Regions from separate parts of the Homo sapiens genome. Here region 2 is linked to region 1. The links are chromatin loops, found by intact Hi-C in ENCODE. Cell type or tissue: heart right ventricle. All regions are shown on one strand. Region 1 overlaps LRRC42 (leucine rich repeat containing 42). Region 2 overlaps YIPF1 (Yip1 domain family member 1).

Region 1 (2,500 bases):
ACCATGAGATTTCAAAATACATGAAAAATTGCTATGTTACATAAAATGAAGGTATTTGAGGATTATTTCTACAATTTAAAGGGAGAAGAGAGGTAGAATATCATACATGCCTGATAATATCCCTAAAATAATCTGATTGAGTTTTAGAGTGAACCAACTCAGCTTCTTCTGCATCAATGTGGGGCCACAATGTGGCCCTGAAGGCACTTATGAGTGTCAGCACACAATTAGGTCCGTGATCAAAAATGCTGAGTCTCTGGAGATGAAACAATGAACCTGTGTGTGGGAATCAGTACTATCCATGTTTCTCTCAAGGATAATTATGTGTATAAAAGCACATGAGAGAAGAGTACTCTGCCTAGCCCTAGAGCCTCACCCTTTCCTGCTCATCTCCTTATGTCCTACTCTTTGGCCCTGTCATACTACCCAGGTAAACTGGCCATGCTCTCATGTCCCACTGGCCATTGCTCGTTCTGTTCCCTTTGGCTGGAACATCCTTCTCTGCCTACCTGACCTAGCTAATTCCTACTCATCATTAACTTCGTCCCTCTTCTGGGAAACCTTCCCTAACCCCTGCACCAGTACGTGCCTGTCTGGTTTTCCCAGAGCACCCAGTCTCTCCTACATAGCACTTAGGACCATGTACTATGTCTGTTCACTTGTTAATGTACCCAGAGTGGTGAGCTTTTTGAAGGCAAGGTACTTATTTGATTCATCTATCTTTCTCAGGCTTGACATAGTGCCTAGTACTAAGTAAGCCCTCAAAAGATATTTGCTGAACTGTATGAAAGGAAGGGTAAGACCTCAAAGGACAAACTTGGTGCTCTCAGTTGTAGGGCCTGCTGATACTGTTGCTAGGAGCCAGCTCCTTTTCCAGGCAACAGCTGCAGGCTCCTCCCCCACTTGCCAGACCCTTCTGCAGGTGGCAGAGGCAAAGCAGACGATGGGAATATATTGCTACTGGTACTACAAGGGGTGGGAGACAACTAAACTAAAAAACAGGGGAAAAAAATCCTGTCACAGTGCCAGCTCTTATAACCCATACTTTTCTCTTGCCAGCATTTACAGCCCCTGCTGCTAAGGAGACACCTCATTTATTCTGAGCTGTTCCTCCAGTAGGGGTGAGCATCTGGACCCTCCAACCTTGCAGACCTTAATTTTGACTGAGGAATTACGGCAGATGTCCTTTGGTCTTTATCCCTGTCATTTAACATTCAGAGCTCCACTCTACTTGTAGATCAGAAAGCAGACGCTAGGTATGGCCCTAAAAAGGACTGACGTGATTTTAACAACAGAAAGACAAATTCTATGGAACATACCCTATTATAGTGGATGAATACACTGTGAACTCCCTGAGCAATGACACAGGGTCTGCCCATCTGTATTGCCCCCAACCCTCACCCCTAACAGTGCCTTCCACAAACACTGTTGTAAAATGGACAAATGGATGGATGGATGGGGTGGGTGGGTGACCACTTCAGATGAAAACTAGAAGTCTGATTCCATCCAGCAGAGGGCACAAGCAGCTTGGGGCTAGAGTAAGGACCCTAACCTGGGCTCCTCAAAATCCTGGCTGCTTTGGCTTCCAGGGATCATTTTCAAAAAAAAGGCACAGTTCTGGTTGTTTTTTTGTTTGTTTGTTTTTCTTTAGATTACCCACCAAATACCACTTATCTTTCTAAATGAGGAAAAAATAAATACAATTTTTTCCTGGAGAGTAAACCCACATCATTTGTCCAGAAGCCACTGGAGGAATTGACTTTGGTTTGGGAATCCTGGCGTCCTTTAATTTCTACTACTAAATCAGCACATCCTGCATTCTCCCAAAAAGGATCTTCCTGAGTCTATGAGGTATGTAACATGACCTAAGCATTAAATTAACATTTGAACCCTTCAAGGCTAAGAACCAGAAAGGCAAGAGAATTCTACACAAAACTTCACTACTTGGGTTCATTTGTCCCTCACTATTGTACTGGGTGGTGTATTACAAATGGACCTGGTCAGGAGACAGGGCCTGTTCTAAACCATGGTGAAAACTCCATCCAAATTGAAAAATTAAAATACTTAGTCACTACAACAATAACAATGCCCAATGTAGATCGTAGTAGCTGTATTATATATTGGATCAAGAGTAACAGCGACATTTTGATAGTTTCCCAGCCTGCTACAGGAAGGCAGCTTTGTAACCCATACGACAGCATAGAAAAATATTACAATCATGTATGTTCTAGCATTTGGTCACCACAAGCGAGCCAAAGTTACCACGAAGTGTACCATTTCATCAAATGAATGAAACACAGCTGTATTACATTAAAAACTCAGTTCTATACAGCTTTCTTGAAAAAGGCCAGACAAAATTATTGATAACTACACATGACAGTTTTTTAGACCTTGAATCCAGTTTCCCAAGCAAAAAGCATGACTATGCCAGTCAGGTGGACTGGGATTGTCAGGGAGCCCACAGGGTAAAATTGTGAGCTGAATCTACGGCTAATTTGAA
Region 2 (2,500 bases), 89 kb after region 1:
TTTCTTTGAGCCTCAGCTTTCTCATCTTTAAAAGGGATAAAATGGCCTGTTACAGCACTTTTGAGCAGATTAATGATCAAGTATATGTCTGGTGCACAGTAGGCATTCCCCAAATGATGGCTGTGATTGTTATTAAGCATTTTTGGAATTAATGAATCATAGAATTCAAGATTGTTCAAGGAATGGCCCTAAGAGATCATCTTTTCTTTTTGAGTCAGTTTCCCTCTGTCACCCAGGCTGCAGTGCAGCAGTGTGATCTAGGCTCACTGCAACCTCTGCCTCCTGGGCTGAAGCAATTCTTGTCCCTCAGCCTCCTGAGTAGCTGGGATGACAGGCATGTGCCACCACGCCTGGCTAATTTTTGTATTTTTAGTAGAGGTGGGGTTTCACCATGTTTGCCGGGCTGGTCTTGAACTCCTGGCCTCAAATGATCCACCTGCCTTGGCCTCCCAAAGTGCTGAGATTACAGGTGTGAGCCACCACACCCAGCTGAGATCTTATTTACTTTTCTTCCCTCCCTCCCTCCCTCCCTCTCTCTCTCCCTTCCTTCCTTCCTTCCCCCCTCCCTTCCTTCCTTCCTTCCCTGCCTGCCTTCTCTCTCTCCTTCTCACTCTCTTTCCTTCTCTCTCCACCACACCCAATCTCTCTCTCTCTCTTGAGTCACCACACCAGCCCCAAGATCATCTTTTCTAATCCTTTAATTTTATAGATCAGAAAGTTGAGGCCAAAGCAGGTGGAGCGACTTGTCCAAAGTCACAGTGTGAGCTAATAGCAGAGCCAGGTGTAGAAGCTGGGCCTCTTTGCTCATTCTGTCTTACAAGGGCACCCTGCAGTAGCCTGGAAGAAAGGCTTTGTTCCTGCATCCTGGGGGCTTGTGGCACAGTGTACCTGAGGGAGAACTGGAGGAGCCCAGCACTAGCACTGTGGCCCCATCCCCCACTTAAGTTAGGGACTCTTCTTTCCTTGCCCCAGAAAACAGCTGCTGGAAGGGTTCCTAAGGAGGAAGCCTCTTAAAAGTAATAGAGTTGCTTTGGGAATGGGGCAAACTAGAGGGAGTCTGCAGAGAAAGACATCATCTGGAAACTTTTCAAAAAGAGTTAACATGGAATAGCAACAGGTAGGGGAGAGCTCCAACATGTTGTGTTGGTGCCCCCTTCTGGCTGATAGAGAGCAGAGCTGGTGAAAAATGGTTGTTGGCTTTCCAACAGTGTACCTTCCTAAGGGCACTGACCCCAAGGGGGTATCATGAACATTCAGTGAGCCTTGATGTAGTAACAGATTCACCTTTCCTTTGAACAACCAGTATTCAAGGGTAGTGAGATTGGTATTTTCCTGGGCTCAAGTTTGGCTTCGCTCAAGTTAGGCTTCTCTAGACCTTATGTCTTCCCTCCTTTACCTCCTTCTGACTTTTGACCGTTAAATTGTAGATGGTGAGTGGAAGCACTTAGCAAACCTTTCATTTCCCAGCTGAAGAATTTTTAGGGAAAGCATGCCTAGCACTCTCTTTTCAAGGTATTTGCAGAAAGCCAACTAACTAGTTTAGCAGCAAGCTAATGTAGTTCAGTTCATTAGGTATTGATTGGTTACATACTGTGCCAGGCCCTGTGCAGGGGTGCTGGTGACACAAAGATGAAGAAGTCTTTGCCCTGGAGGAAAGACTGTATAATGTTGTGATTAAGAGCTTGTGCTTTGGAGTCAGACCGACCTAGCTTTGAGTTCTGGCTTCACCACTCATTAGCCATGTTCACCTGATCAAATGACAGTCTCTCTGAGCCTTAGTTTCTTTATCTGTCTAATGAGGATAATCCTAACAACCTCATAGGGTTATTAAGAGTAAGTCATGTAATATAGTAAGTGCTCAGTACATGATAGCTAAATTTTTTAAAGTATGCACAATTTAGTGAGACAAACGTAAACAGAGATGGTTGTAGTTTAGTGTGATGGCAAATATGGTAGGAAGAACTTAGGGGCTGTGAGAGTCCAAAAGTACTGTTAGCATGGAGTCTAAAAAAACACTTACCCGGACCACTGTCTTTTTAACTCCCTCCTGGGTCTTTTTTTCCCCACAGGCATACTTTTTTGATGCACCAGAGATGGACCATCTCCCAACAACTACAGCTACTCCAAACCAAACAGTTGCTGCAGCCAAGTCCAGCTAATGAGGAAAGTAAGAGATTCTATTTTTATTTTGCTGTGTGGTGCCATAAAACATGGGCAGGTGTATCAATTCTGTTAGTGTTAGCTTTAAGCACAGAGGGCCAGACCCTTTCATCCTTCTGCACAGTTCAGCGTGGGTTTGTGCATGTGCATGTCTGTGTTTCTGTGTTCCTCTTATTGAAGTCCTCTGTTTTGAAATCCACATGATACTGGCTTTATAGAGTTGGATAACATGAGCTCTTAGGTTCTTCTGTAAGAGGAGCTCCTGCCTTTGGTCCCAGTAGAGGGGACTCTCTTCTCCCTGAACCCTTTCCTAGAACACAATATGGGTTTGTTCCATTTT

What was found. Peaks named below come from ENCODE experiments on the same cell type or tissue, not always from the same donor. Only the 100,000 strongest peaks of a DNase experiment are listed, where the experiment ranks them.
Region 2: it touches region 1 in a loop (2.6-fold over the local background); 63 of 110 quality-filtered maps call a loop at or near these places.

Annotation. Positions count from the first base shown.
Region 1 is chr1:53,948,232-53,950,731 of GRCh38, reverse strand. All of the region lies in intron 2 of LRRC42 (leucine rich repeat containing 42), which reads right to left. Among named protein-coding and RNA genes, the nearest start is that of LRRC42, 3.1 kb to the right of the region's middle. RefSeq lists silencers at 1,539-1,588, 1,362-1,656. In heart right ventricle, a CTCF peak has its summit at 1,524 (motif pointing right); no DNase peak of the experiment used is centred here; H3K27ac peaks cover 381 bases.
Region 2 is chr1:53,859,723-53,862,222 of GRCh38, reverse strand. It overlaps YIPF1 (Yip1 domain family member 1), which reads left to right. Exons shown (of 11, transcript NM_018982.5): 10 at 2,070-2,167. The coding sequence ends at 2,159. Among named protein-coding and RNA genes, the nearest start is that of NDC1, 23 kb to the right of the region's middle. In heart right ventricle, a CTCF peak has its summit at 1,154 (motif pointing left); no DNase peak of the experiment used is centred here.